2 separate regions of the Homo sapiens genome follow, and region 2 is linked to region 1. A link is a loop called in an ENCODE intact Hi-C map of the cell type or tissue named here. Cell type or tissue: IMR-90. All regions are shown on one strand. Each heading gives the region's core, and the rest is flanking DNA. Links, peaks and the distances in the headings are about the cores only.

The links. Peaks named below come from ENCODE experiments on the same cell type or tissue, not always from the same donor. Only the 100,000 strongest peaks of a DNase experiment are listed, where the experiment ranks them.
Region 2: it touches region 1 in a loop (2.0-fold over the local background); 10 of 110 quality-filtered maps call a loop at or near these places.

What each region holds. Positions count from the first base shown.
Region 1 is chr17:29,840,194-29,856,664 of GRCh38, reverse strand. It overlaps SSH2 (slingshot protein phosphatase 2), which reads left to right. Exons shown (of 16, transcript NM_001282129.2): 2 at 7,736-7,816. It also overlaps the pseudogene RPL9P30. Among named protein-coding and RNA genes, the nearest start is that of SSH2, 82 kb to the left of the region's middle. In IMR-90, for the core only: no CTCF peak of the experiment used is centred there; DNase peaks (open chromatin) are centred at 6,364 and 7,734; H3K27ac peaks cover 632 bases.
Region 2 is chr17:29,905,666-29,922,136 of GRCh38, reverse strand. The region is part of intron 1 of SSH2 (slingshot protein phosphatase 2); the gene reads left to right. Among named protein-coding and RNA genes, the nearest start is that of SSH2, 16 kb to the left of the region's middle. In IMR-90, for the core only: no CTCF peak of the experiment used is centred there; a DNase peak (open chromatin) is centred at 10,206.

The DNA of each region.
Region 1 (16,471 bases), core at 5,279-7,778:
TTTGACACCTTCTTAGTTGTTTACCACATATATGTGTTACATACTAAAATAATTGTTTTTGGGGATTTTGTTTGTTTGTTTTTGTTTTTTGAGACAGAGTCTCACTCTGTTGCCCAAGCTGGAGTGCAGTGGTGGGATCACGGCTCACTGCAGCCTCAACCTCCTGGGCTCAAATGGTCCTCTCGCCTCAGCCTCTTGCATAGCTGAGACTACAGGCATGCATCACCAAGCCCAGCTGTAATAGAGGTATTTTAATGCATCATTAAAATATCACAAACAGGTCTTATCAACCATACAGTATCTTGTTGCTGTAGCTGGACAACTCTTAGATCTTATTCATCAGCCTGCTAAACTGTTCCTTTTTCAGTGACATACAGATCATCTGAAAGTTTTCTGTTATCTTTGTTTTTAACTGTTGTGGATTGCTAAATCAAAGCAGTTGAATTTGAAACAAACTCAATGTCATTTCCTTCAAGGATTAATACATTTTTCTGGACTTAAGATAACTTAATAAGCAACACCCGGCCTTATCTAAACCATCCAGATGTATTTTTCACCCAAGAAATTTTGGATTTTATCAAGAGACCCATGCTCCTGGATAACTAAGTTGATGGGGAAAGGAGTATGCACAGACCTCATCTTGTAATGGAAGCCCAGTGTAACACCCTTGATAATGTTCTGTACATGATTACAAATAGTGCAAGCAGTAGCCACTTCCTTTCTATTTCCCAATCATTTGTCAACCTAGCGCCTCTTCTTTTCCAAGGAGAATGCATCCTACATTGATGTAATTGAAGTCCCTCCCTAACTTCCTCTGGGGCTCTTCAAAATAACTGTGCATCCTTTCAGAGTGATGTCTGCATTTTCTGGAATGTCAATAGTCTGATTGCCAAGAATGGTCTTCATTCTCTCAGTAGATACAGGAAAGAATTGAAATAATTGTTTTTAAATGTATAATTTGAGCAAAGACTTTAGAGAATTTCCTTAGTTGGATCAGACACAGACTATGAAATTGCTTTGTCAATGCAGTTACACCTAAGTGCCAGGGTATGTCTTGGCCTTTAAAGGATTAAAAGCTTACTCCCAAAGTTGCTGGGCTTTGGGGTATAAATATATTTTATTGTTTGATGTCTGATAGTATATTTTTCTTTTTATTTTTTGAGGCAGGATCTCACTTTATTGTGCAGGCGGGAGTGCAGTGGCGTGATCTCGGCTCACTGCAGCCTCAACTTCCTGAGCTCAGGCGATCCTCCGACCTCAGCCCCCTGAGTAGATGGGACTACAGGTGCATGCTACCACGCCCAGCTAATTTTTTGTATTTTTAGTAGAGAACAGAGTTTTGCCAATGTTGCCCAGGCTGGTCTGAAACTCCTGGGCTACAGTGATCTGCCTGCCTCAGCCTCCCAAATTGTTGGGATTACAGGCATGGGCCACCACGCCCAGCCTATGTCTAATAGTACATTTTCAGTCACTAGCTTTTTTAAGTACACCTGCAATGTATTCACTTAGAACCACAAAAAAAGATACAAAAAAAAAAGAGGAGAGGATGAAAGATGGAGGAAAAAAGGAAAGAGGAAAGAAATAGTAAATGTTCTCTGCCTCTTAAAACCATATAATCTATAACAAGAATAGGGTAAAAGAGACTTAACAGTAACAACAGGGCAACAGGTTTTGACTCTTGTGGGATTTATTCGTTGTTTGTTTGTTTGTTTGTTTTTTAGATGGAGTCTTGCTCTGTCTCCCAGGCTGGAGTGCAGTGGCGCAATCTCGGCTCACTGCAACCTCTGCCTCCTGGGTTCAAGTGATTCCCCTGCCTCAGCCTCCCGAGTAGCTGGGATTACAGGCATCTGCCACCACACCCAGCTAATTTTGTATTTTTAGTAGAGACGGGGTTTTGCCATGTTGGCCAGGCTGGTCTCGAACTCCTGACCTCAGGTGATCCACCCGCCTCGGCCTCCCAAAGTGCTGGGATTACAGGTGTGAGCCACCGTGCCCGGCCTCTTGTGGGATTATTTCTTAAGACTTCTGCTTGTAAATTGTTGGGTAACTGAACAAGTTAGATTTTACACTCTTGAAAACCTCCTTCTTAGTACATGAGTTCTTGCATCATACAGTCCATATAAAAATTGCAACATTTTATTACTATAATTGTTCCTTAGAAGCTGTTCTGGATTGAAACTTCTTGTTATGGTGCAGATGTTTTTCTTACCAACAATCTTAACCCCTGTTTTTCTCCACACAATACTTAGCTAAAGGGACATGTTTCCCCAAGTCATATCTTATCTTTGTAGTTTTTGCGTCCCCATAAAAAGCAAAAAACTGTTTTTGTAACCTGTTCAGTTACCTTTCCCTTTTTGTTTGGTGTTTTACCTTAGCTACTAATAATTCAGCACCCAGAAAAGTGCTTAATACGCAGTAGGGGTACAATAAATGGCAATGAATGACTCATTGTGAGCTCAGTTGCTTCCAGGTTATGTAGGGAATATGATTTTGTCTTTAAGAATGAAAAGCACTTAAGACTTGATATAAGCAAAATTTCCCTTGAAGACAAAAGTTTCTTTGAAAGAAAATTTTAACCCAAATGTATAAGCCTTTTACATCTAGGAAGGAGATTAATATTATTACAGTAATATTTATTATTATTATTAGAAGCAGCAGTAATAGTGGCAACATCAGAAGCTAAGTTATTCTAAGTGCTTTTTTTAATTACTTTTTTTTTTGGTAGAGACACCTATCTTGCTATGTTGTGCAGGCTGGACTTGAACTCCCAGGCTCAAGTCCTCCCTCATCAGCCTCTAGAGCGGCTGAGTATCTAGAACTACAGGCACATGTTACCACACCTGGCTCTAAGTCTCTAAATGCTTTTCTTATGTTATCTCTCATACAGTCTTTCCAACAACCCTAATAGATCGATGTTATTGTTGTGTCCATTTTTATGGATGAGGAAACTGAGCTCAAAGAAATTAAGGAATGTGCTCAAAATCACACTGCTAGTAGGTGGCAGAACCAGGATATGAACTCAGTTTAGTTAAGATTTGGGCTTGATACATCCAATGCAAGAATATGAGTTTGACTTTGCCCTCCTCAAAATTCCTGCCAAAGGGACATGCAAAAGAAGAAAATAAAGAAAAGAGAATTGGTATCTGCACTACAAACTGGGGAAGATCACCACCTTCATGCTAGAAGAAACATTGAGGGAATTTACAATATGAAATTCAGGCAACAAGGTTGAGGTAAAGGCCTACCACTGAGAGTTGCTATGTATAATTAAGCCCACCTAGGCCGCGCGCGGTGGCTCATGCCTGTAATCCCAGCACTTTGGGAGGCCGAGGTGGGCAGATCACAAGGTCAGGAGATGGAGACCATCCTTGTCAACATGGTGAAACCCTGTCTCTACTAAAAATAAAAAAATTAGCCGGTCGTTGTGGTGTGCACCTGTAGTCCCAGCTACTCGGGAGGCTGAGGCAGGAGAATCACTTGAACCCGGGAGGCATAGGCTGCAGTGAGCAGAGATCGCGCCACTGCACTCCCGCCTGGGCAACAGAGAGTGAGACTCTGGAAAAAAAAAAAAAAAAAAATCTCTGCAGTGAATTAAGGCTGCATTTTGTATTCCTAGCTTACTAAAAATGTTTGAAACCAGAAATGACTATTTTGTCAAACGCTTTTTAGCATCTATTTAAATAATTGTGTAGTTTAGTAGAGGTCCTAAATATTAATTCGTCCTTGCAATCTTGGAATAAGCCATATACTCATGAGAAAGACTGTTCACTCTGCAGAACCCGGAAACAATTCAGGAATTAGAATTACCAGGTCTTGGCTGGGCATGGTGGCTCACGCCTATAATCCCAGCACTTTGGGAGGCCGAGGTGGGTGGATCACGAGGTGAGGAGATAGAGACCATCCTGGCTAACACCATGAAACCCCATCTCTACTAAAAATACAAAAAATTAGCCGGCGTGGTGGCACGCGCCTGTAGTCCCAGCTACTCGGGAGGCTGAGGCAGGAGAATTGCTTGAACCCAGGAGGCGGAGGTTGCAGAGAGCAAAGATTGCGCCACTGTACTCCAGCCTGGATGACAGAACGGGACTCCGTCTCAAAAAAAAAAAAAAATTACCAGGTTTCAGAAGGCAGGGAAATGAACTTGACCTTTGTCCTTTGTCTTCCTTTAGGTTTCTCAGAATTTAATTTAGAACTAAATATGTTGGTTGCAAGTAAACAATTGTTCCATGAACCAATTATGTTGTAATGCCATCAGCCCACTTTAATGGATACCTTGTATCTTAATGAATTGTTTCAATTGATGAATATATATATAAAGTCTTAAAATAACTTTAGGAATGCAAGTGTGGTTACAGGACCTCTTTCTTGAAAGGTCATTTTTTTTTTCTTTGAGACAGAGTGTCACTCTGTCACCCATTCTGGTGGCGTGATCTTGGCTCACTGCAACCTTCATCTCCCGGGTTGAAGTGATTCTTCTGTCTCAGCCTCCCCAGTAGCTGGGATTACGATTGAGCACCACCACACCTGGCTAATTTTTGTATTTTTAGTAGAGACGGGTTTTCACCATGTTGGGCAGGCTGGTCTCGAACTCCTGACCTCAGGTGGTCCACCCACCTTGGCCTCCCAAAGTGCTGGGATTACAGGCATGAGCCACCGTGCCCAGCCGAAAGGTCATTTTGAAAGAGCTAGTGTGGACATCTGAAATATTTATAAGAATGAAAGCTGCAACATCTTAACTAGTGTAATTTGGTTTAATTTTTACTTTTCTCTCTTCAGGTCTGTTTTGTTTTGTTTTTGGACACAGGATCTAGCTCTGTTGCCCAGGCCAGATGGCAGTGGCACAATTATGGCTCACTTGAAGCCTCGAACTCCTAAACTCAAGTTATCCTCCCACCTCGGCCTCCCAACTAGCCAGGCCTACAGAGGTGTGCCACCATACTTGGCTGATTATTATTATTTTTTTTTTGTCATGAAGATGGGGTCTTACTATGTTGCCCAGGCAGGTTTCCAACTCCTGGGCTCAAGCTCTCTCCAGTTTTTATCATTATTATTATTATTATTAATTTTTTTTGAGATGGCGTTTCGCTCTTATTGCCCAGGCTGGAGTGCTATGGCCATGATCTTGGCTCACTGTAACCTCCACCACCTGGGTTCAAGCGATTCTCCTGCCTCAGCCTCCAGGGTAGCTGGGATTACAGGTGCCCGCCACCATGCCCAGCTAATTTTTTGTATTTTTAGTAGAGACGGGATTTGACCACATTGGCCAGGCCGGTCTTGAACTCCTGACCTCAGGTGATCCACCCGCCTCCCAAAGTGTTGGGATTACAGGTGTGAGCCACCGTGCCCAGCCTCTCTCTAGTTTTTATACTGTGACAATGACAAGCCACTTTTGATGTGCTTAGTATTATCTATATTATTATCTGTTGTAGTATGAGAGCTTGGGAAGATTGAAAACAGCTCTGATCTCTACCATTTTAATTCTTTCAAATATTTATTATTAAGCCTTTAGCTTTCCTAATACGAGTTCCAGAAGTCTTCAAATATTTTATATATTTTTTAAGCTAGATGGAGAGTAAATGTTCTTATTCTCCCCCCTCCAAAATATAAGAGAACAAGAATTAAAAAGACTTTACATTTGTAGGATTTTTAGCAATAATTTTTGTTTGTTTGTTTCTTTTTTGAGATGGAGTCTCGCTCTGTAGCCCAGGCTGGAGTGCAGTGGCGCGATCTCGGCTCACTGCAACCTCCACCTCCCAGGTTCACGCCATTCTCCTGCCTCAACCTCCCGAGTAGGTGGGACTGCAGGCGCCCGCCACCACACCCGGCTAATTTTTTGCATTTTTAGTAGAGACGGGGTTTCACCATGTTAGTCAGGATGGTCTTGATCTCCTGACCTCGTGATCCACCCGCCTCGGCCTCCCAAAGTGCTGGGATTATAGGCGTGAGCCACCACGCTCGGGCAACAATGATTTTAAATATTTGGTTATTTCTGATTATTTTCTAAAAGAGGAAGAGAGAGGGACAATGCCAGATGAGACTTGGTTTTAAGACAGAAAACTAAAAGTAGACAAAGGGTCAGAGTAGAAAAAAAATGAGAAGGAAGTAAACCAGGAGCAAGGCTGTTATCAGAAAGAGTAACTCTGAGCTTTACTTTCTTTAAGTTTATTTGCACTCTAAAACTCTTATCTCTGAGGGTATACTTTAGATGAAACACAGCCCTACCTGTGAAAAATTAAAGTAGGAATCAACTAGGATAGCCATGAAGTAGTTATAAGTTTCAGCCACTGGTAGTGAGAAGTTTTAATGACGTAAGCTTATGCATCAATGATCCATGTAGGGATAACTCAGTTTCCAGCTGCTGTTAGCTAAACAGCAAACATTTGAATAGAATCTAATGAGTCAGAGTTGGAGCCTTTTCTGTTCCCTTTTTTGAGTTGTTAGTCATAGGGAAAAATACTCCTATGTTACCAGCTAATTATTTCACTCCTTTGTCTTATTTTCCTTGTCTGTCTTCTAGACAGATTTTTAGAAAGAGATTAGAGAACAGAAGAAAAGGTTTTAAATTGTTTTCTGGTGCCTGTTGGGGGACTTGGGTAGGGCATGTCTCCTGGCTCTTTTTTTTTTTTTTTTTTTTTGAGATGGAGTCTTGCACTGTCACCCAGGCTGGAGTGCAATGGCGTGATCTCAGCTCACTGAAACCTCCGCCCCCTGGGTTCATGCGATTCTCCTGCCTCAGCCTCCCTAGTAGCTGGGATTACAGGCACACACTGCCATGCCCGGCTAATATATATATATATATATATATATACTTTTTTTTTTTTTTTTGTAGTACAGACAGGGTTTTACTATGTTGGCCAGGCTGGTCTCAAACTCCTAACCTCAGGTGATCTGCCTGCCTCAGCCTCCCAAAGTGCTAGGATTAGCAGGCATGAGCCACTGTGCCTGGCCTGTCTCTTGGCTCATATGAACACTTGGCAGCAGAGAGCTAATGAGGCTAGGCTAAGAGTTAGATCCCGTAATCAGGCCCTATGCTATATTCTATAGCCTATCTCTAAACAAATACATCAAATGTGTATCTTTGGATGTGAAGATAAATGAACACAAATCTATCCCCAGTCTGAGAAGAGTTCAGAGTACATACTACAAAGGATTAGCAGCACCATCTTTTTTTTTTTTTTTTTTTTTTGAGACGGAGTCTCGCTCTGTCGCCCAGGCTGGAGTACAGTGGCGCGATCTCGGCTCACTGCAAGCTCAGCCTTCCGGGTTCACGCCATTCTCCTGCCTCAGCCTCCCGAGTAGCTGGGACTACAGGCACCGGCCACCACACCCGGCTAATTTTTTCTATTTTTAGTAGAGACCAGGTTTCACTGTGTTAGCTGGGATAGTCTCGATCTCCTGACCTTGTGATCCTCCTGCCTCCGCCTCCCAAAGTGCTGGGATTACAGGCGTGAGCCACTGTGCCCGGCTAGCAGCACCATCTTTACAGAAAAAGATGTGCTGGCTCTTTCCCCAAATCGGGAAACCATAGGAAATGCTTCAGTTGATCAAGCATTCCTCAATCAACTAACCAGTCACCTTGTTGGCAGTGTTCTCTCAAAATAGCCATCACTAATCAGAATTGCAGCTTCTCACCTGTGAGCTAACACCACTGACTCAGTGATTTCAGCTTGCTTTTCCCCTCGTGCTTATGGGCCCATTCGTTTGGATCTCTGAAATGATCTTGTTTGTATTACAGAGCTCTCATTTGGAAGACAGTGAATCAGCAGCATTACTTTGCTGTGAATGTGAAGAATCAGAAATCTTTACTGATTCCAATGTACGTAGGTATATGTTTTTATACAGACTTTGGTGATTCAAGTAAAATCTTATTGGGTAAATTTGGCTATTAAATGCAACTGATATAGTGCCTATTATTTTATCTATTTGACCCCATTCAGCCAAATGTCTGGGAAGGCAAATAGGTGGCTTAGAATGAGTGTATATATAAACAGTATGGTACATTTATATGCATAATGCCATGGCAATGACCACTCAAAAGTTATTTATCAAAGTAGAAAAAATGTGGCATCTTGGAACCTTGAGTGAGTCTCCTTCAATAAAGAGTGTGACTCTTTTTGTGGGATTTTTTTCCCCTCATGCACACATTTTTTTAATGGTCAATAGTATTATTCTTTTCCCTGTGGCAACTGCTTGGTATTGGTGCTGCCACAGGGCCTTTATTCCTCACGTACATGGGCCTCACATGTCTTAGCTATTGATAATGTTAAGCCAAATAGTGTTATAATCACTGGACTGGAAACCCGACCTGATCATCTTAAATGTAGAACTTTATCTAACTACATTTCATGGGATGTTATAAATTTTACTTATCCCATCTGACCTCCTGCTTACTTACCCACAAGAGTCAGGCTGAAGTTAGAGAACAACTTAAATTGACTTATTTTTGTGTGTTGCAATGAGCAGTGGAAATTCTCAGTATATCCTGAGATATAAGTGAACTTCCCCCTGAGTATTGAATGGCCTAGTAGTGATGCAGGACAGATAATCCCCCAAACTGGGGCTTAGCCCAGGAGGGTTCTTAGTTTCACCAGGAAAGAAATCAAGGGCAAACCTGTGGTGTTAGACAGCAATCTTTTATTGAACAGTACTGCTCCTTGTGGAACAGCACTAACTCATAGATAGTGTACCCAGAGTCTGCAACGTGTGGGCTCTTGGCAACTGTATATATACTCGCTTATACCCACTTTCAATTACATGTAAATTAAGGGGCAGGTTAATGCAAATTGAGGGGTGGGTTATTTAGAACTTTCTAGGAAAGGGGCAGTAACTTCTGGGTCATTGCCATGGCATTTGTAAACTGTCATGATGCTGGTGGGAGTGTCCATGCTAATGAGCAATGAGGGCAGCCAGGGATTGCCCTTGTCACAGTCTGCTGGTTTTGGCCAGTTTCTTTGCTTTATCCCATCTGGAACAGATCCTACTTTGTTCAGCAGTGTTGTGACCAGAAAACAAGTCCTGCTGGACTCTTGCCTTATTAGTTCATACACATTGTTCTACCTTAAAGGGGTGTTGGAAGTATTCTGGAGGGAAGTGAAGGGAAGAGTTGTGGGTCAGGAAAACTAATGAGCTCTCCAACTGTCATTTAGATAACTGTCTCCTATTGAGCACCACCCTCCCTCAAAAAAACCTGAGGGGGTCGGCTACAAAAATGCAGACACCGTCCCAGTTGTATTAATGAAAATTAGAAATAGAGAGGACCAGCTCTTTGTGAGAGGCCCTGGTCTCTGCCCTCTGCTTCACCTTTCAGCCCAGATGCCTGACATTTTTATCTATTTGCTTCTCACTGGCTCTAAGTTGAAGACTTGGTGACAACCTGATTTTTTTTAAGGTGTACTGCCCTTTACTGTGAAGCTTGTGCAGATTAGGGATGGCACTGTGAGGAAAGACTTTATTCAAGCATATTTTTGGACTGTTATACCCATAGGAGACTGGGCCGCTCTTGGAATTTTTCCCCCCTATTTTATGAGAGGTTCAAGATGGCCTTGTATCAAACTGAAGTTTAGAAACATAGCAAACCTTTTTCCCACTTGGACATTTTTTTTCTGTGTCTTGGTATAGAATGAATCCTACTTCACAAATTTTAAAAAGTAGAGTTTATATAAACCGAATCATAACACATTTCAAAACTGTATTGTTTTTTACAGATTTGATTGTTTTCTATAATTTTACTTGACTTGATCTCTTCCAACAGGTAGCTGTCACCAAAACTAGGTTCTACAAACCTTGACCATAAAAAATGAATTGTCTGTATCAGGATATTTATTGCTCATAGTAGCACTCCATACATATTGTTGAAGTTTCACTAATGTAAACTATCTCTTGAAGTAAGATGTGTCTCAAGTATATCACCATATTACTACCTGCACTTAGGCTGGCTTCCTCATCTTCATGTCACAGTGAATGCAGTTACCATTTCAGGACCTCATTCACGTATTTATTTACACAACTGCATTTCATTCAGTGTTGATGAATCTGGAATGGCATGAGTTAAGTTATTGTGATTCATTAATAGCTGGAGTGGTGCTCATTTTCCTAGTGCTTGCAAACGTTAACTGATAAATCCATGTGAACACTTATTATCAGTATTTTGCAGATGACAAACTGAGGGTGAAAGGTTATAATCTTTGTCCAGTGTTGTGTGATAAGCAGGAGCAGTGCTGACATGAAATCTCAGCTGATAGCCATCATGAGCTCATCACCAGTGGGCAACCTCATTGATGGAATATGTACCAGTCTCCTTATATGGTATCCTATAAGATTTATTTTGTTCAGACTGGGCACAGTGGCTCATGCCTGTAATCCCAGCTCTTTGGGAGGCTGAGGTGTGCAGATCACTTGAGGTCAAGTGTTTGAGAAAGCCTGGCCAACATGGTGAAACCCCGTCTCTACTAAAAATACAAAAGTCTGGCGTGGTGGTGCATGCCTGTAGTCCCAGCTACTTGGGAGGCCAAGGCAGGAGAATTGCTTGAACCCAGAAGGTGGAGGTTGCAGTGAGCCAAGATTGCACCACTGCACTCCAGCCTGGGCAACAGAGCAAGACTCCATCTCAAAAAAAAAAAAAAAATTGTTCAGTTTGCAGTGGAGTCCTCTGGACTTATTATACTGGCATATTATTTCGACTGATTTTGTCTCAAAGAGACTAGTGCATGGGAATCTACATGAAGAATATTTTCATGAAGTTGGACGCGTGGGGAAAAGGTAACTTTAGTTTTAATGGTTTTTCTCCCTTAGAAACAATTAGTTGGGGCCAGGCACGGTGGGTCATGCCTGTAATCCCAACACTTTCGGAGGCCAAGGCAAAAGGATCACTTGAGCCCAGGAGTTCAAGAGCAGCCTGGGAAATACAGCGAGACCCTGTCTCTACAGAAAATAAAACAATTAGCCGGGCATGGTGGCACATACTTGTAGTCCTAGCTACTTGGGAGGCTAAGGCGGAAGGATATGCCATTGCACTCCAGCCTGGACAGCAGAGTCAGACTCTGTCTCCAAAAAAAATAAAGAGAAACAATTAGTTGGGTATATGTATTTATAGATTACTCTGGGTTGCTTTATTTTATTGCCAAGCCTTTCATTCATTTAAGTCAGATTTGTTGTCGTCTTTTCCTCAAGAGGCAAAAGTTGTTTCATGTACTTGGCTGGCTTTTTAAAGGTGTTAGATCCTCCTCCTGTTTTGTTTTTTCAGGGAGTATTTCCCACACCTTTTTTTCCCCCTTTTCTCACTTCCCTGTTCCCACCCCCATGTCAAATGGAATTGAAGAGCTTCTTTGTAATTTGAAGCCTTAACCTTGGGGGTGGGGTGGGGGGCAGTTATTTGCAGAGCAAAATGATTGAAATCTCCATTACTTAGTTTTCTGCAAAGGAAGTGGTATGGGATCTTGATAAGTATTTGAAGTAGAAATACTGATGTAAAGAAGAAGAGTAGAAGATAAAGTCAATCGTCGAAGAACTTTCTCTTCAATTTTGGGATAACAGAAGTATGAACTTTGGTTAGTTTTATTCATTCATTTGCTTCTGCATAATTCATTCATTCACCAAGTATTGATTGACTCATGTGCAAATCACTGGGCCCAGGGGAGTAGGGGCCCTTAGAGAAAGTATAATCTACACTTCACAAATTAGTTTTATGGCTATTCGTGGAAAGCCCTGAAAAGGAAAGGAGAAAATCATTACATGCAGTATGTGGGAAGAAGAGAAGAAATCTGGATAAGTGGAAATAAATTTGGCTGGAGGCCAATTTGGCTGGAGGGCTGGCTGCCTTAGATCTCTTGGGGCTTTCCTGGAAGAGAAGGCAGGAGTGCAGAGAGGCCCCTGCCCCTTTTCTGATCCCACTCAGTCTCCAGGAAACCAGATAATAGATAGAAGCAGCTACTTGCTCCCTCTACTGTGCACAGGTTTGTTAGAGGTCTCCATAATGGGGAGAGGATCTGTCTGCCCCCAGAGAAAGGTAACAGTGTGACTGGAAGAAGTCACAGAGAAAGAAGATACTGGCTTTAGCTGCAGGAGTTTCACCTTGGCTTCAGATAAGAAGGAATGTAGGCAGTGACTAGAGCAGGTTGGGATGCTAGTGACTGCAACAGGCACTGAGACTCCTGAGGCTTCTCTTCATTTCCCTCTCCTGTACCCACTGCTATCCTACCTAAAAGGAGGAAGAAGCTCTGGATGAGCTGGGATTCCAATTATTGTGCTTATGGGTGGTCTCCTAGGAACAACTGGATTCATTTACCATTGTAGGGCTATTTCTTCCCCAGCCTGGTGGTCAGGAAAATATTTGTTATATTAGTTTATTTCCTAAAAATAAAACTTATTTATCTCATTTCCCTGGTCTTCTCACCCCAACCCCTACCCAACCAAACAGGCAGAAGGTCATATATAGAATAGTCATACTATTTTTATGGTCTGTTTCATTCCTTTGCTTGGTTTGTTATATTCTTGAAGGATATAATATTATATTCTGTGCAATCAGAAAAAAGCTTTTATGTTTGAATAGCCCAGTGAAAGGAAGAGATGTTAGCCTTTTGTGTTATTAAAGAAAAGAAAAAGCCACCCCCTAGAATCAAATGTGGAAAAGGCAGATGCAAAGAAAGTCTAAAATGTAAGAATTATTTGGTTTAGAATATTTTTACATTTTTAGACTATAGATCTGCATTCTCTTCTAGGGAAGGACAGTGTCTCAGAATACAATATCCTTGTTGATAATCAGCTTCTATGGGATTTTTAACATGGAGTCATTTGGGGAGTGGAAAAATGGCTTGAGAGAGAGAGAAGATTTAGCCTAATAGTAAGTTCAAGATGAAGGATTTAAGAATTTTTAAAAGTTATCAACATTAGGGTAAACCCTAATTCAAGGCCTGATGTGGAGTAGCCAGTCCTTATAGATTGAAGATAGAAAGGACTTCAATTCTCAGGGTTCTTCTGAGATATCCTGTTCTTGTATGTTTTAAGTTTTGGAATGTAGTGTATTGGAACGATGAAAACAATGGTTAGCTCAGAAAGGAAAACTACACTTAGGAGGGGGAAACTGCTATAGTAATTTTTTTTTTTTTTTCTTGAGACTGAGTCTCCCTCTGTCACCCAGGCTGGAGTGCAGTGGCACGATCTCAGTTCACTGCAGCCTCTACCTCCTGGATTCAAGCGATTCTCATGCCTCAGTCTCTTGAGTAGCTGGGACTACAGGCATGCACCACCCATGCCTGGCTAATTTTTTTTATTTTTAACAATTATTTTTTATTTGTAGTGGAGATGGGGTTTCGCCATATTGGCCAGGCTGGTCTCGAACTCCTGACCTTAAGTGATCTGCCCACCTCAGCCTCCCAAAGTGTTGGAATTACAAGTGTGAGCCACCGCGCCCAGCCTGCTATAGTAATTAAATCTACTTTTGTAAATCTCTAGAGATTATAAGCAAAAACAAGATAGTAGTGGATGAACATCCAGATACAACAACAAACTGGTTAGCTGGAAGGTGGGGATGGTGTTTAAGCCTACAGCAAGCACGTCCTGTCATTCCTGATAATTTGTATTTACTCTCTTCGTTTCTGCTATCTGTACCATGTGTATTTTCTGTTTATTTTTTCAGACTCATTTGCAGAACACCTTTCAGTAGCCAACATACACAAATAGAAAAAGGGGGGAAAAAGGGAAATTTGGTGCTAAGAAGATGAGTTTTATTATGAGTTTCAAATGGCCAGTTGGCCAATAGCAAACAGCTGCCCCACAGGAGTTTAGGATTACTTGAATTGTTTCTGCATCACCTCTGCTGCATTGTAGAGAGATTGTTAGGGCCCATCGTCAGAAAAAAGATAAAAAAAGTGTTGCTAGTGGCAAACATAGTTTTACCATGAACAATATCCTTATTTTTTACTTTGGAAGGGGTCTGATGCAAATTTACACTAATAGGAATGTGATGTTAAACTTATTTTGTTCCAGGTTAAGATGTAAGAAAGCATAGCTCAATGATTTTATCCCAGAATAATTATTATGAGAAATAATTTTCTTTTAAAAATCTTACGCTCTTGAGTGACATTTGAGGAGAAATAAGATTTGTAGTAATCTTGGGTACAAAGGCTATTTTTGAAATTAGCCTTATTTAACTCAGTGGTTCTCATTGTGGCTGCCCATTAGAATCACCTGATGATCTTTTTTTTTTTTTTTTTTGACACTGAGTCTCACTCTGTCGCCCAGGCTGGAGTGCAGTGGCGTGATCTCGGCTCACTGCAACCTGCGCCTCCCAGGTTCAAGAGATGCTCCTGCCTCAGCCTCCCAAGTATCTGGGATTATAGGTGCCTGCCATGACACTCAGCTAATTTTTGTATTTTTAGTAGAGACAGGGTTTCGTCATGTTAGCCAGGCTGGTCTTGAACTCCTGACCTCAGGTGACCCACCTGCCTCGGCCTCCCAGAGTGCTGGGGTTATAGGCATGAGCCACTGCGCCTGGCTGTGATGATCTTTTAAATTAATAACAGGGTCTCCTCCAGTTAAATCAGGATCTCTGTGAGTAGGGCCCAGGTATTGGTATTTTTTTAAATGCTTCCAGGATTATTCTAATATGAATCAAGGGTTAAGAACACTGGTTTGGGCTGGGGACAGTGGTGCACACCTGTAATCCCAGCACTTTGGGAGGCTGAGGCGGGAGGATCGCTTAAGCTCAGGAATTCAAGACCAGCCTGGGCAACAAAGCAAAACTCTGTCTCTACAAAAAAAAAAAAAAAAAAAAAATTAGCCAAGGGGGTGGTGTACTCCTATAGTCCCAGCTACTCGGGAAGCAGAGATGGGACGATCACTTGAGCCCAGAAGGTTGAGGCTGTAGTGAGCCAGGACTATGCCACTGCACTCCAGCCTGGGTGACAGAATGAGACCCTGTCTCAAGAAAAGAAAAAACAGAAAAAGAACACTGGTTTAACTCTAGCTATGCTAATTTTTGCACCTCCATATTAGAAATCTAATCTGCAACATTTGTAACATTGTAACATCTATTCCTTGAGCAGCAGGATAAAATGTGAGATAGACTACAATTTTTTAAGAGTTGGCTGTATGCATTTGATTACTCAGGTACAACACAATTAACTTACATTCTTTCTATTCAGTGAAATTCCTTGGCTAGTCTTCTGTTAAAAGCAAGATACTGAAATGAGATAATCCAAATCTAGTATAAATTTAAGTCAGTGAAGGGTAAAGTTTTCCATGTCTTTTCCATAAGGTATAAAGGGTATAAAGACTTATTCTTCCTGTGTCAACATTGCTAGGGAGCTAGAGTAAAGAAAAAATAATTAAAGATCACTTTATACTTTGTGTTTTATACTTTTACTGAAGTAAAATATACATACAGAAAAGTGTACTTATCTTGTGCTTTTATGTATAACAATGAATTTTCACAAACTGATGTTTTCACAAACACAGGTCAATCATGAAGTAAGTAACCTGTACCTAGATCAGGAAATGGAATATTACAACTCCTCAGTACTATTTCCCCCTTTGCCAATCCCTCCTTGCTCCTTTCAGTCACTACTGACTCACCCTCCCAGCCATCATACACCAGGAATAACCACTTTCCTGACTTCTTGACCATGTGATTTTGATGTGGCTATCAGGCTATGCTTTTTAGAGGGCTCTCTCAGACTTTCAGAATCAGAGAGAGGGCTCAGCATCATGTAGTAGTTAAAGAGCTCAAGTTGAAGGTTCAGACAATCTGGGTCAGAGCCCAGCTTCACCACTTACTGACTGTGACTTCACTCTAAGCCTCATTTCCCCTATCTATAAAATGGGAATAATAATAGTACCTATCCCATGGAGTTGTTAGAATTAAATGAGATAACTTATGTAAAGTGCTTAGAGGGCCTGGCGCATTATCTGTGCCAAGTAGAGAGCAGGGCAGATGCAGGATTCCCTCATGTCACCAGCTCTTCAACAGAGTCAAGGCAGTGCCACTGTTGTCTGCAGACATAATGAAGTTCATACTTCAGCTCTGGAGAAAAAGAAGAAGAAAAAGTGGGCATCCTGACCATCTTCCATTTTCTTCACCATCCCTAATTTGGCTTGTGGCTTGGCTAACTTGTGACAACTTCTAAAATATATTATTTAAGTACATGAAATGGCTATTGAAAGGCCAAAAATATTCTCTTAGACATCTTTATATTATCAATAGCTCTTAGCACAGTGATTTAATTGTAAATTGCACATAGTTGATGCCTTGGCTAAAGGAATCTAAAATGATACTTCAGACACACCATGCTCTCCTGTGCTGGATTTGTATTGGTCTAGGCTCCTGATCCCTCTTTTTACCAGAGTTGTATTTTTGAAACATCTGGCATGTTTCAAAGAATGCAGAAAGTGGCAGTGAAACAATTTGTAGGCAGAAACAAGGAGCCTCGGCCAAATTTGCAAAATTAACCAAATAAAAGCTCCAACTAGTTGAGTT
Region 2 (16,471 bases), core at 9,232-11,731, 62 kb before region 1:
TTTACCTGGAACACTTTTCCCTCATCTCTCTACCTAACTATTTCCTACTCATCCTTCAGGTCTCAGCTTAAATGTCACTTCTTCTGGGAAGCTTCCCTGACTCCACCCCCTCAGATCATGGTAGGTGCTCCTTCTACGCACAGCATAGCACCCTATACTTACCCATGGTGGCTCTTATCTTTCTACTGTACTTGTTTTATTACTTATCTCCCCCACTAACCTATAAGTCAGGGACTGGGTCATTTACATATTTTTGTATTATCAGAGCTCAAAAGTATTTGACGCATGGGGCTGGGCGCGGTGGCTCACTACTGTAATCCCAGCACTTTGGGAGGTTGAGGCAGGCAGATCACCTGAGGTCGGGAGTTTGAGACCAGCCTACTAAATATACAAAAATTAGCCAGATGCGGTGGTGGATGCCTGTAATCCCAGCTACTCCTACTGAGGCAGGAGAATCGCTTGAACCCGGGAGGCAGAGGTTGCAGTGAGCCAAGACCTCGCCATAGCACTCCAGCCTGGGCAATAAGAATGAAACTCCCTCTTAAAAAAAAAAAGTATTTGACACATGGATCAATGGATGATCAACAGATATAGTCATATTTAGCAATCTTCTATTTTGAGTTCTTCTACTGTTTTTAAGCATAGACAGATATCTTGAGAAGCCCAAAGGATATGATCACTTTTAAGACTTTTGATACATGTTGCCAAATTATCCAGCAGAAAGGTTGAATCAATCTTTGTTTACAAGCATTGTATAAAAATGTTTAAGTGTAGTCTCACAGCCTTAAGTAGCATCATCATCATAGGGATATTTATTGAACACTTACTGTATACTAGACACTGTGTTGAGTACCTTTTGTGCCTCATGTTGCTTAATTTTCACATCACTCCTGTGGCGTAAGCATTGTTATTCTCTTGATTTTACCAAGAAAATACAGACTCAGATAAGTGAAGTGAATTGTCCAGGATTATAGGCCTGGTGTCTGACCTCACAACCCCTTCTCTTAATCACTAGTATTTTATTGTTGTTTTAATTTACATTTTTAAAAATTAGAGGCTAAACATTTTTTCAAATATTTACTATTATATGTTTTATTATATATTCCTTGTTTTGTAAATCGTTCATGTTCTTTGCCCAGCTTTCTTCATGGCTATTTACTTTTTCATATTGATGTGTAAGTATTCTTTATATACTAAGAATATTAACCTTTTTCTGTTATGTTGCAAATTTTCCTCTGGTTTTTCATTTGCCATTTTGTTTTGTTTATTTCATTCATTTGTATATACAGACATTTACAAAATTTTAATGCCATCAATCCAGTCTTGTGTGTGGGTTTTTAAAATTATTTTTCTTAGTTCACTTTTCCGTCAATAAGGATAGAAATATTCTACTTATTGAAAAAATTTAGACCTATATGTTTTAAAGCTATTTATAGTATTATTTTTATATCTTTTAATTGTCTGAAATTAATTTTACTACATGATGTGAAGTAAGGATTATGTTTATTTTATTCCAAATAGCAGCTTTTCTTAGTTCATTATATGAAACAGTCACTCCTTTTTTCCAATGGTGTGGAACTCCTCCTTGGGAAGTACTAAATTCCCAAATACTTAATTCAGGTATAAGGTGTTCCATAGAAGTTCCATTGCAAGTCTCATAGGAATTTAGTTAGTTTAGCATATATTACTTAGTATTTATTAAATTGCATGCATAGAAAATAAACTTTAAACTAGCTTACATTTTGAATTTTCACTCAAGTACCTGGGAAGCCCAGAAAAAGAGAAGGCCTTTGGTCCTCAAAAAGTATCTTCAGGTTTCTCATCTTTCCTATCCGGCTTTAAGTGAGAGGGAGCAGTTTCTAGATTATGCTCACGCTGAAAAAGACACTGTGCAGCACTGCCTTCCTAGGTTTCACCATTAAATATCACTCCTGATAGCTGGGCGCGGTGGCTCATGCCTGTAATCCCAGCACTTTGGGAGGCTGAGGTGGGCAGATAAGGTCGGCAGTTCGAGACCAGCCTGACCAACATGGAGAAACCCTGTCTCTACTAACAATACAAAATTAGCTGAGTGTGGTGGCGCATGCCTGTAATCCCAGCTACTCGGGAGGCTGAGGCAGAATGGTTTGAACCTGGGAGGCGGAGGTTGTGGTGAGCTGAGATCACGCCATTGCACTCCAGCCTGGGCAACAAGAGGGAAACTCCGTCTCAGAAAATAAATAAATAAATAAATCACTCCTGGTTTCAGCAGCTTAAGATTTACTGTTTTTCCATTAAATGCCTGCTGTAGTGTTGTCTGCAGCAGTGCCTAGCCTTTTGAAGCTATTCACATGTCCATGTTTTATGTTTATTTGTTAATCCATTAAAAAAAAAAAACACCTAGCTGTAGTTTTTCCATTCAGTAAACCTAGTAGTAGGGAAAGTATTTCCAATTAAAAAAAAAAAAAGTGTAATTCTTGATGAGCCCCTTTGCCCAACCTGAAATATGCCAGAGGCTGGATGTACATGAGTAAAACCTTAAGAATCTTGTTAATCAGAAGTATTTAGTGAGTGCTATTTTGTGCAGGTGATCTCATACATTCCCTTCCTTTGTTTCTCAGCACTGAGTTCTCTTCAGATACCTTTATAAACTACCCTGCATTTTCTTGCCCATCTGAGCAGCAAAGCTACTGATCACAGTGCCCCTCATTTTCCTCTCAAGGTAAAGTCTGGTGAGGTACTCGTGGCTCTGAAATGTAATGAAAGGTCCCATGGTTCCCTAGACTTCCTGAAAGATAGAGGGAAGTACTTCATTTATTGAGTGGGAAAGGATGTGCTTAGAAACAGATGGGGAGAGATAATACTCTGTTCCAGCTTAGTTTTTATGGAACTGTTTGATTTAATTTTCTGAAAAACTTATTTAGTACCTTTTTTGTGTCTGAGACATATTTATTTACTTACTCATTTATACCACTGCTGGGAATCCAGCAGCCAGTTAGTCTCTAACCTCAGGAAGCTTACAGTAGAAGTAGAAAGATTGATATTAAATAGGTCAGTAGATTACAGTGTAGTTGTCACAAATACATAAGCCTTGAGAAAGAGGAAGAAGGCCAGCAAGGACTTATAACTTGAGCCTTGAAGAGTGAGTGGGAATTGGTCAGCAAACAGAGGGTTAGGGGTGAGTGGCAGGAGGGAAAGCAGCATTCTTTTTTTTTTTTTATTTGAGACGGTCTCGTTCTGTCGCTCAGGCTGGAGTGCAGTGGCACGATCTTGGCTCACTGCAACCTCCGCCTCCCGGGTTCAAGTGATTCTTCTGCCTCAGCCTCCCGAGTAGCTGGGACTACAGGCACAGGCCACCACACCTGGCTAATTTTTGTATTTTTAGTAGAGATAGGGTTTCGCCATGTTGGCCAAGCTGGTCTTGAACTCCTGACCTCAAGTGATCTGCCCACCTCAGCCTCCCAAAGTGTTGGGATTACAGGCGTGAGCCACAGTGCCCAGTCAAAAGAAACATTATTAAGCAAGAACTTAAGGCACAGGGCTACAAATAGCATGATATATGCTGGGAACCACAGGCAGTACAGTGCTGATGCCATGTAAAGTGCAGAAAATAAGGCTGGAGAAGTAAAGATAATTTCTTCTGAATTTTAACATCTGCACCCTTATTTTTACCTTGAATACAGTTGGCTTTTCTTTAAAGTGACTGTGCAAATTTGTGATTGTAGACACTGGGTTCAGCACTAAATAGGCATCACAATAACCATTGGAAGTAGTACTATTATTGTTCTCAATTTACAGATGAAGAAACTGAGTCTCAGGGAGGTGTCTAGACTCCCCCAGCTAGAAATGGCAGAGCTGGGATTTGAACTTTGTCAGAGTCAGAAAGCAACTACTAAATTCCACCCCCCTGCCCTTAGGTGTTACCTTCTCAGTGTCAATCAAAGTACTGTTTGATTGATTGATTGATTATTTGAGACAGGATCTCCATCTGTCACCCAGCCTGGAATGCAGTGGTACAAACACAGCTCACTCCAGCCTCAACCTCCTGGGCTCAAGTGGGATTCTTCTGCCTCAGCCTCCTATGTACCTGGGATCACAGATGCTCACGCCACCATGCCCAGCTAATTTTTTTTATTTTTTGTAGAGATGGGGATCTCACTTTGTTGCCTAGGCTGGTCTCAAACTCATGGGCTCAAGCAGTCCTCCCACCTCAGCCTCCCAAAGTGCCGGGATTACAGGCATGAGCCATATGCACCTGGCCTGATTTAGTCTATTTTTAAAATTTATTTATTTATTTATTTTTGAGATGGAATCTTGCTCTGTCGCCCAGGCTGGAGTGCAGTGGCGCAATCTCGGCTCACTGCAACCTCCGCTTCCTGAGTTCAAGTGATTCTTCTGCCTCAGCCTCCCGAGTAGCTGGTATTACAGGCATCCGCCACCATGCCTTGCTAATTTTTTGTATTTTTCAGTAGAGATGGGGTTTCACCATGTTAGCCAGGATGGGATTTATTCTATTTTTTAATCATTTAGTTTTAGATTTGCCCTGCCATAGTTTGAATCATTGCAATTTGTGTCATTTTGCTGCTCCTGCCTTAGTACTTGATATGAAGGCAGTTCAGCAGAAGTTTGTTGAGAGCCTTCTCAAACACTGAGGGATGATATAAGGCATTACCTTTGCCTTCAAATTTACAAGACTGGTGGGGAAGGCAGCTATAAACTAAGCATGTTTAATTGCCTCGTATGGTGAGCAGTGGGAAAGGCACAAACCAAATGTGTACATGTGAAGAAAACATCAGTTCCAAAGGGGATAATGGTCAGGGAATTTGGAAAAAACTAAATTGGAAAAGATGGAAGAGCAAAATATCTTTGCAGTTAGCAAAATGAGATAAATTTTTTCCTTCTAGATATTAATTCCTTTCAGTTTCATTTATAATTAGAAGCCAGTTTTTTTTTCTACTGAATGATTATTATAAGATACTGTTATCTAAGACATGGCAGCCAGATTTGAAACTTCTATGTTTGGAAAGTGTGTGTTTGTGGGTATTTGCCCCTCACCTATTCTTTGCTCTCCCACCTCTGTACTTTTCCTCACTTAAAGAAAAAGGGAAAAACCTGACAAACCCTTTTTTTTTTTTTTTACTGCTACAGACAGATCAGGAAATGTAAGAAATTATATTTATTGAAGTTAAAGAAGACACCTCCATGCAGCTTGCTGATTGGAGCAGTGATTCTCCTATTGTTCCATCAGACACAAATAGAAACAGTAGGAATTTGAGATAGCCTTTTCTTCATAATTACAATATTTAGCACATCTCAGGCAAGTATTAGGATAAACCACGTGTTAGCATCTTGTAGTACATTATCTTAATCTATTAAGGAAGCTCATTGATTCTTTGGAGTTTGATAAAGTGATTGTGATTTAGAATAAAAATGTTACCTGCCAGTTATCCTAACATAAACCTTATGAGGGTGGAGAAGCCCTAAAAGTATTTTTATTTCTCTCCTTAGGACTTCAAAAATACCTATAACATTAGCTGGGCATGGTGGTGCACGCCTGTTATCCCAGCTACTCTGGAGGCTGAGGCACGAGTATCACTTGAGCCTGGGAGGCCAAGGTTGCAGTGAGTCACGCCACTGCACTCCAGCCTGGGTGACAGAGCAAGACTCTGTCTCAAAAAAAAAAAAAAAGAAAGAAAAAAAAAATCTTTAACAACATGATGCAGTGGCAGTACAGGGTCTGGAAAACTGTCTGCTTAAATTTGAATCCTGAGTTTATAATTTGCTAGACTTAGACAAGTCACTTAACTGCTCTATGCTTTGGTTTGCCCACCTGTAAAATAGGGGCAATATGGTACTTCTTTCACAAAAATATTGTTAGTGTTAAGCCAGGGAGTGCATTAGCACCATGCCTGGCACCAAATAAACATGTATTCACAAAGTATTAGTCATTTTTATAATGATGGTGATTTAGGGTTGCTATTTGGTTATTAAGCAATTTTTTCATTATAACAAATTTGGTGGGGAAGTTATTTTTTTTATGACAATGTAATTCACATGGAAAGCCTATTTCAGAGTTTAATTTCTCTTTATCGCTTTTTAAATTTTTGTTATTTCATGAGAACACTTGGACACAGAAAGGGGAACATCACACACTGGGGCATGTTGTGGGGTGGGGGGAGGGGGGAGGGATAGCATTAGGAGATATACCTAATGTAAATGACGAGTTAATGGGTGCAGCACACCAACATGGCACATGTATACATATGTAACAAACCTGCACATTGTGCACATGTACCCTAGAACTTAAAGTATAATAAAAATATATATATAAAAAATTTAAAAAAATAAATTTTTGTTATTTCATAATGGCTTCATTTTTTTTTAATTAGAGAATCTTTGTTTTAGTTGCCAATTTCCACAGCAAAGTCTTTTGTGTTTGATTTTGTGATGACCCTGGAGCACCATACAGAATGATTAATCCAACTGTAATCTTTAAAATTCTTCTTCCCTTGAAAGTTTATCAATTTAATAGGCTATGCTTAGCAGCATATTAATCCATTGACTGTTTTTCAATATAGTGGGACAGATCGTTGCAAGTGGTCACTTTAGTTTGTATAGTCAAATCATAGAATGAATGTGTTGGTATTTTTAGTGATTGAGACTATAAATCATGTGGCAAAATAGAAATTGCCAGATTTTTTTTAAAATATGGAGATCCAAAGACACTGAGTGTATTCATGGGTTTAAATATATCTTTGTAAAGGGAAACAATAGGTGAGAAGAATGATCTGTCTAATCCAGCTATTACGAGCAGTTGGCAGTTGAAATTGAATGCTGCTCTTAGATGCATTTCCAAAGCAACTGAATGTGCTTTTTCTATAAGTGTCTGAAGCAACAATAGGAGAACATGTGAATGAACTCACATATAATATAACAAGAGATCTTTGGTTCAAGCTTTGGTTGCTTTAAGATTACAGTTTTTATTGAATCCTATCAAAAAATAGAAACAACCTATTTCTTCTTTGAGTACTGAAAAAAATGACACTGAGTTTTCTGTGAACATAATATGCTAATTTGTCTTCTTGACCTGTCTATACAAACTGAAACTTTCACAACTCTGAGCATTTTTATGCTGATTCCATGGTTTTCTATTAAATTTTAAAGGAAACTGTATTGACTGTAAAGGAAGTTTGGTTAGGTAAAACAGATCATTTGTAACTGTTTATGGTTGCAAATATATATTTGTCAAATATATATTTCTCTCGTGTTATTTTATGAGAAGTTGTATACAGTACACCTTAGATTGAAAGTGGCATGACCATCTTGGTAATGGTAATGAAGTCATGTGTAATGAAGTATATTTGAAGATAGAACTGTTGTTTGTTGTTATCTACAGCTACCATTAAAGCTATTAAAATTCTTTTTAGATAGAGATGCAATGAACTTTTACATTGGACATTTGCATCCTCATTTAATGCTCATTGGGCACAGTTGAATGATTTTAAAATAATTGGCTCTTCATTTAAATTATTAATGTTTGTTTGAAGAACTGACAAGAAATACTCTTTGGGGTTTTTTGTTTGTTTTTTTTTTTTTTTTCAGACAGGGTCTCTCTCTGTCACCCAGGCTGGAGTGCAGTGGTATGATCATAGCTCACCTCAACCCCCTGGGCTCAAGCCATCCTACCACCTCAGCCTGCCAAATAGCTGGGACTACAGGTGCGTACCACCACACCTGCCTACTTTTTTTATTATTATTTTTTTAGAGACATGGTCTCGCTGTGTTGCCCAGGTTGGTCTCAAACTCCTGGCTTAAGCAATTCTCCTGCCTTGTACTCCCAAAGTGTTGGGATTACAGGTGTGAGCCACCACACCTGGCCAGAAATAGTCTTTTGGCAGTCGAGATAGGTGTGTCATTTCTTGAAACTGCTTGTAGTGAAAGTCAAGCAGTTTATCCTAAATGACAGTCTCCTTGAAATGTCTCAGAACATCACCTCAACTGTGACTTGTAAGGTCTGCTTTGTATATAAGATATAAGATATACACTTGTAAGATAGCTTTGGATACAGGAATCCTAAACCCTTCACTAGGACTGTGCAGTGGTGGTACAAGCTTACTTTGCTACTGAGACTACCAAATGACAACCTTATTTTCTTGCTTGGGGGATTTTAGATGCTGTGGTTTTATATTGCCTTGCCACTTCTATGTAAGAAATATAGGAAGCTGGCCGGGAGCGGTGGCTCATGCCTGTAATTCCAGCACTTTGGGAGGCTGAGGCGGGCGGATCACCTGAGGTCGGGAGTTCAAGACCAGCCTGACCAACGTGGAGAAATCCCGTCTCTACTAAAAATACAAAATTAGGCCGGCGTGGTGGTGCTTGCCTGTAATCCCAGCTACTCAGGAGGCTGAGGCAGGAGAATCACTTGAACCCAGGAGGCAGAGGTTGCGGTGAGCCGAGATTGCGCCATTGTACTCCAGCCTGGGCAATAGGAATGAAACTCCGTCTCAAAAAAAAAAGAAAAAAGAAAGAAATATAGGAAGCTTCTTGGACTCTTTATTATTGGAATCTTGGGATTTATTCATAAATATTGCTTCCTAGGGGTTCACAGAATTTCATAACTGGAAAATTGACTACTTTAATTGCCCATTTTACTGTTAAATAATTGCCAGAGTTTGGCTCCAAGAATAAAGGTCAGAACAGCTTACCTCTTGGGCAGTTTCAGGAGAGCTTTTGCTAGTGTAAAAGCCCTTTACTACATCTTTAGTAGAAATTGGATATATATATATATATATATATATATATATATATATTTTTTTTTTTTTTTTTTTTTTTTTTTTTTTGAGATGGCGTCTCGCTCTGTCGCCCAGGCTGGAGTGCAGTGCCGTGATCTTGGCTCACTGCAACCTCCACCTCCCAGGTTCAAGCGATTGTCGTGCCTCAGCCTCCCAAGTGGCTGGGATTACAGATGTGTGCCACCACACCCGGCTAATTTTTGTATTTTTAGTAGAGATGGATTTTCATCATGTTGGCCAGGCTGGTCTCAAACTCCCGACCTTAGGTGATCCGTCTGCCTCAGCCTCCCAAAGTGCTGGGATTACAGGCCTGAGCCACTGTGCCTGGCTGGAGATTTTTTTTTAATGCTAGGTGTTCAGGTGGCCACTTGGGTTCTAGACCAGACTTAGATTGAGATATAGGAAGTTGTACATTTAAGTGTGGCTATAAGATTTGGCAGATGACATACATTAGTGAAGCTGGCCAAATAGGATCTGTGGTAAGTAGGAGACTATGAGCTCTGTCTTCAGAGGCTGCCAGTGTGACTCTGTGTAGACCCAGTATTGCCAGAAAAGTCTTATATCTCGAGAAACATTAGTAATTAGCAGATTATATGAAATCTTTTGATATTTTTTGGTGGGAGGGGTGGACTTTAGAGACAGGATCTCACTCTGTCTCCCAGGCTGGGGTGTAGTGGCAAGATCGTAGCTCACTACAGCCTTCAACTCCTGGGCTCAAGCAATCTGCCCACCTTAGCCTCCTGAGTAGTAGTTAGGACTATAGTTGCATACCATCATACCCAGCTATTTTTTCTTAGTTTTTGTAGAGATGAGGTCTCACTATATTGTCCAGGGTGGTCTCAAACTCCTGGCTTCAAGCCATTCTCCCACCTCAGGCTCTCGAAGTGCTGAAATTACAGGTGTGAGCCACTCTGCCTGTCTGAAATCCTCTGATTTTTAAATGTTGGCAACTGAATTGGCTGGAAATTATTTTGATTGTAAGTAACAGAAGACCAAATTTAAACAGTAGGAATATGGTTTATCTAACAATAAATTTGAAGATACATATAGTCTAGGACTAACTTAGCTCAGCAATACCATAAAGATCTAAGTTGTTTATATCTTCCTGTTTTGCCATTAATAGTGTATTTGATTCCCATCTTTCTGCTTTTTTCCACATAAAAGATGGCTATTGTAGCTCTGGCAGTACATCCATATTTGTTGCAGAAAGGGGTAAAAGGTACAGTGCCAGCAGTGGCTGTACCATTCATTAGGAAGCAAAAATTTTCCCAGAAACCAACTGCTCATTCCCAGTAGCTTTCTCTTTAAGTCTCCTACCAGAACTAGGTTACATGGCCTACTCTAGTTGCAATAGAGCCTGGGAAAGTAAGTATATGGCTTTCCATTTTAATCATTGAGTGACAGCAAGGGATAAGAATGTTTGGAATAGCTATTGTCACACTTTGTATAACAACTAATACAGATTTAAAGAACTATATCTTGAAGGCTAAACAGAACATATCTGAGGCCCAGATTTAACTAGTGAGTCACCAATGTGTAGACACTATAAACAATATATTTTCCTTCCATTTCATTACTCTACTACTGATTCTTAGCTTCTATCAGTCATTTTATTATATGGCCAAGGAAGTTGAAATTAGAAAGCTTGAGTTTAAGTCCTGGTATAGAGACTTGTTAGCAGTGTTTTTTGGGGGTAAGTTTGCTTGATCTTTCTGAGCCTCCCATTTCTTATCTGGAAAATTGATATATAACATTGCAATATAGCATAGTAATTAAGTGCAGAGGTTTTGGAATCAGAACAACCTAAGTTGGAATCCTGTCTCTGCCAAGCAAGTTGCATAACCTCTCTTGGTGTTTCCGTCTCTGTAGAATGGGGCTTATAGTTGTATACTACCTCACGTAGTCATTTATGAGGGCCAAGTGTGATACAGTGAAGTCCCACCTTAGGATTCTAAAGTGAGCATATAGGGCAAAAATCAAATACAGTAAAAATTATCCTTAAAAAATCTCTTAAATCCCTCACAAAGAACAAAGTAAATGGTTTTGGGCATACAACTCTGTAACTGAGACTGTCTGAGGGGCACAGTTTCTTCCATCTCATGCTTACTTTGTTACCTACACTTGTTGAGTGGAATGGCAGGTAAGATCATGTGCACTAAAATATAACTTACATTTTTATTCATGTTTATTTTCTACCCAGCGCATATTCAGCTTAGCATAGCACCTAGCCCTTTTAAGCCTTCAATAAATGGTAACTGTTACTGTTACCATAGGTGTAGCATGTGATATTTGAGGATGAAGAAATGGAGGTTGTCCAGGGCTTCAACAGCATGGATCAATGATGATTTTTTTTCTGCCACATCAGCCAAGATTTTTAAGACATGAATATGGCCAAGGGAATAATGTCACCATTTCAGAGATAAGGATATAGAATTATCAATTATATTTCAAGGGAAAATGCTAACATAACTGCTTCCAAGTTTATGGGCCAAAATTAACACAATCCCATACAAATAATAAGCAAATTTTATTTTTTTTCAGTTTGAATTGTGAAGTATATCATTCACACAAATGAATATTTTGATTTCAAAAGCAAAAAATAATGCTTTGTTTTAAGTTGATGATGTAAAGATTTCAAAAGACAAAGTGGTATTAAGTAGAATGCAAGATGTCAGGAAACCTTAATGATAAAATTCATCTGGGAGTCATTCATCAAGGATGTTAACCATTTTCATCCAAAGCTTATGCAACCATAAACAGTTACAAATGATCTGTTTTACAGTGTTGACACATATGTCTAAGAAGATCTTATACTATTGACAAAAAGTATTATGTATATAATGATATAATCTTTGTACACTTACTCTCTGAATAAATGTGTATTTGTTATTTTGGGAATTCAGTTGCTTGGGTCAGATTGTGGTGCTCAAATTAATGAATCATATGTAGAGTAAGGCATAAATATTGCCTAGGTATCTGCAGCATTGCCATACAGGAAGACAAATAGGGCCTTCCTTTTCTTAAAGGAAATTTTTTTTTATAGGTTACAATGGGCAGGGGTGTACCCTCTGAACATTTTTCTTGAGGATCCAACATTTAAAAGTAAGAATAACAGTGAGCTGGGCATGGTGGCTCAAGCCTGTAATCCCAGCACTTTAGGAGGCCAAGGTGAGAGGAGGATTGCTTCAGGCCAGGAATTTGAAACCAGCCTGGGCAACATAGCAAGACTTCGTCTCTACAAAAAATAAAAAAATTAACCAATTGTGGTGGCACACACCTGTAGTCCCAGCTACTTGGGAGGCTGAAGCAGGAGGACTACTTGAGTCCAAGAGGTTGAGGCTGCAGTTAGCTGTGATCATGCCAGTGCACTCCACCCTAGGTGACAGAGTGAGACCCCGTTTCTAAAAACAACAACAATAACAACAACAATGATAGAATAAAACTCTAAGAATAGTAATATGCTTTTGTTCAAGTGCTGTCAGGTGCTGACTTTACTGAAAATAAAGTCGTACTTGTACCTTATCACTTGTTGCTAGGTATAAGACTGTCTTGTTTCTAACAAAGGAGGAAAATCTTGTTTTAAGGTGACTCATACAGTGATGTGGTAGGTTGGTAATGGGGTGGTTTTTTTGCTCAGTGTAAGCACTGGAAATAACAAATACTGGTAACTTTTTCATATAATTTAACTCTTATATTTGGGAATTCCTAAGAATCTGTGTGTACAACCTGGTTCCATGATAGTCTTAATAGTAAGAAAACAGCTAAATTTCACTACTATGTGATCATGGAAATTTAAGGTATGGCATTTATAACGTCTGAGTTATAATTAGCTTATGCTTTTTCAAGTCTTTAAATATTGAGCAGTCTCCCTTACCTGTGATAATTTTTCTTTTACTGCCCCTTGAGACTCATTCATCTGTGATTGGATGATTTATTCATTTAAAGTTAATTAAGTTCAGCTACTGAGCCTTATTTTTTTTTTAATCTTACCGTGGTTATAGAACTAGGTCTCGTGGAAACTTGATTTTGGCATTTTTATAGCTATACAAGCATTGCCATGATACCCGGAAATATTGTTTGTTAGTAAAAAGGGGGACAGGTCTAGTTAATTGGAAAGATACATAGAAATTTATTCTCCTAGTTATATATCTTTAGAGATTTTTCTAATTTCCTATAAGAGAAGTCATGTTAAAACTTAAACCCAAGCTATTTTTACAGTAGGATAGAGTATAGTTTTTAATAATAAATCCTTTAAAGCTAAGGTTTGGAGAAATTTTTTTTTTTCCTTTGAGACGGAGTCTTGCTCTGTCACCCAGGCTGGAGTGCAGTGGCACGATCTCGGCTCACTGCAAGCTCCACCTCCCGGCTTCACACCATTCTCCTGCCTCAGCCTCCCAAGTAGCTGGGACTACAGGCACCCGCCACCACGCCTGGGTAATTTTTTTATTTTTAGTAGAGATGGGGTTTCACCGTGTTAGCCAGGATGGTCTCGATCTCCTGACCTCATGACCCACCCGCCTTGGCCTCTCAAATTGCTGGGATTACAGGCGTGAGCCACCACTCCCGGCCAATTTTTTTTTTTTTTTTTTTTTTTTTTTTTTTCAGATGGAGTCTTGCTCTGTTGCCCAAACTGGAGTGCAGTGGCGTGATTTCAGCTCACTGCAACCTCCGCCTCCCAGGTTCAAGCAGTTCTCCTGCTTCAGCCTCCCGAGTAACTGGGATTACAGGTGCACATCACCATGCCCAGCTAATTTTTGTATTTTTAGTAGAGACGGGGTTCACCATGTTGGCCAGGCTGGTCTGGAACTCCTGACCTCAAGTGATCTGCCCACCTTGGCCTCCCAGTGTTCTGGGATTACAGGCATGAGCCACTGCGCCCAGCCAGAGAAACTTTTCTTTAAGAGACAGGGTCTTCCTCTGTTGCACAGGCTAGAGTGCAATGGCACAATCATGGCTCACTGTATACCGCAGCCTTGATCTCCTGGGCCCAAGTGATCCTCCTACGTCAGCCTCCTGAGTAGCAGGACTAAGACAGGTGTGTACCACCATACCTGACTAATTTATTTTTTATTTTTTTGGAGAGATGGGTTATCATTATGTTGCCCAGGCTGGTCTTGAACTCTTGGACTCAAGCAATCCTTCCACCTCAGCCTCCCAAAGTGCTATCATTACAGATGGATTACCTGGCCTTGGGGAAATGTTTAGTGAAAAATTTAGGGAAAGGATTATAAAGTAATTAAGGTTTTGTCAGGGTTGGGCACAGTGGCTCACGCCAAAATCCCAGCACTTTGGGAGGCCGAGGTGGGAAGATCACTTGAGGCCAGGAGTTCAAGACGAGCCTGGGCAACATAGTGAGACCTCATTTCTACAAAAAATAAAACAGCCAGGGTTGTGGCACATGCCCGTAGTCCCAGCTACTCATGAGGCTGAGGTGGGAGAATTGCTTGAGCCCAGGAGGTCAAGGCTGCAGTGAGCCATGATCACACCACTGAAACCCAGATCCTGGGTGACAGAGTGAGATCCTGTCTCAAAAAAAAAAAAAAAAAAGGTTTTGTCAGGGTTGATGCATTTTGACACTGACTGATTGGCAGTTTTATCTGGGAGAGAAGAATTAGAGTCTTTAAAAGTAAGAACACTTTTAAGGCCAGATATTGATGAAGAATAGCCAGTTTGGCTCTGGACTGAGTTTTTTCTTTCTTTATTTGGAAGATTTCAGTTAGTTAAGGAGCTCTAGGCCATGGGGCAATAAGACTCATTCTTTTAACAAACATAACAGAGCTTGTATATTCGAAAGACTGCTCTCTAGTGCCTAAGGAAAATAGACAATGTATTTTTTTTCTTTTTTTCCTTCAGCTTTTAAGTTCAGGGATACATGTGCAGGAATGTGCAGGTTTGTTACATAAGTAAACATGTACCATGATGGTTTGCCACACAGATCATCCCATTACCTAGGTATTAAGCCCAGCATACGTTAGCTATTCTTCCTGATGTTCTCCCTCCCCCCACTCCACCCCCAACAGGCCCCAGTGTGTGTACTTCCCCACCATGTGTCCCACATGTTCTCTCCCACTTATAAGAGAGAACGTGCAGTATTTTGTTTTCTGTTCCTGTGTGACTTTGCTGAAGATAATGGCTTCCAACTCCATCCATTTCCCTGCAAAAGATATGATCTCATTCCTTTTTATGACTGCATAGTATTCCATGGTATGTATGTACCACATTTTCTTTATCCAGTCTATCAATGATGGGCATTTAGATGGATTCCATGTCTTTGCTACTGTGGATAGTGCTGCAGTCAACATACGTGTGCATGTATCTTTATAACAGAATGACTTATATTCCTCTGGGTATATACCAGTAATGGGATTGCTGGGTTAAATTTTATTTCTGCCTCTAAGTCTTTGAGGAATTGCCACACTGTCTTCCACAATGGTTGAACTAATTTACACTCCCACCAGCAGTGTAAAAATGTTCCTTTTTCTCCACAACTTCACCAGCATCTGTTTTTTGACTTTTTAACAATAGCTATTCTGACTGGCATGAGATAGTTTCTCATTGTGGTTTTGATTTGCGTTTCTTTAATGATCAGTGATGTTGAGCTTTTTTTCATATGTTTATTGGCCGCATGTATGTCATCTTTTGAGAATTGTCTGTTTATGTCCTTTGCCCACTTTTTAAATGGGGTTGTTTGTTTGTTTTCTTTTAAATTTGTTTAAGTTTCTTGTAGACTCTGGATATTAACCTTTATCAGATGGATAGATTGCAAAAATGTTCTCCCATTTTATAGGTTGTCTGTTTGCTCTGATTATAGTTTATTTTGGAGTGCAGAAGCACTTTAATTTAGTTAGATCCCATTTGTCAGTTTTTGCTTGTGTTGCACTTGCTTTTGGCGTTTTTGTCATGAAATCTTTGTCCATGCCTATATCCTGAATGGTATTGCCTAGATTTTCTTCTAGGGTTTTTATAGTTTTGGGTTTTACATTTAAGTCTTTAATCCATCTTGAGTTAATTTTTGCATGTGGTGTAAGGAAGGGGTCCAATTTCAATTTCCTGCATATGGCTAGCCAGTTCTTCCAGCACCATTTATTAACTAGGAAGTCCTTTCCTCATTGCTTGTTTTTGTCAGGTTAAGTTCAGATGGTTGTGTTACGGGATCTTTGGGTGTCAATTTTTGGAAACCTCTGTGGCCAGTTATGCCTTTGCCTGAGTTCTTGTCCATCCAGGAAGAATGAGGTAGAATGAGGTATGCAGACAAATGAAGGGTGAAGAAGACGAAGAAGAGCTTTATTTAGGTTTACAACTGCTCAGAGGAGACCCGCAGTGGGTAGCTCCCCTCTGTAGGCAGGCAGGTCATCCATCGAGTGTTCAGCTCTCATCAGAGAGGAGGCCCTGGAGAGGGTAGTTCTTCTCTGCAGGCAGGTCATTTGGTGATCTCTGCAGGTCTCTGAAACTCTCAGCAGAGAGGGTAGCTCCTTTCTGCAGTTAGTCATCCAGTTCAGTTGTCTGCTCAGCTCTGGCTGAGCCCAGGGTTTTATGGGCCTCAGAGGTGAGGAAGTGCATGCAGATTGGCCCATGGGCAGTCCTGAGAAAGGCACCAGTTTCCACTCTGGTCCATGGGACTGGCAGCCCAGCCCCCAGCCCACAGGCCCTCCCTGGCCTGAGGGAGGGACCTTACCAGGGACCCGCCCCCTTCCACCTGG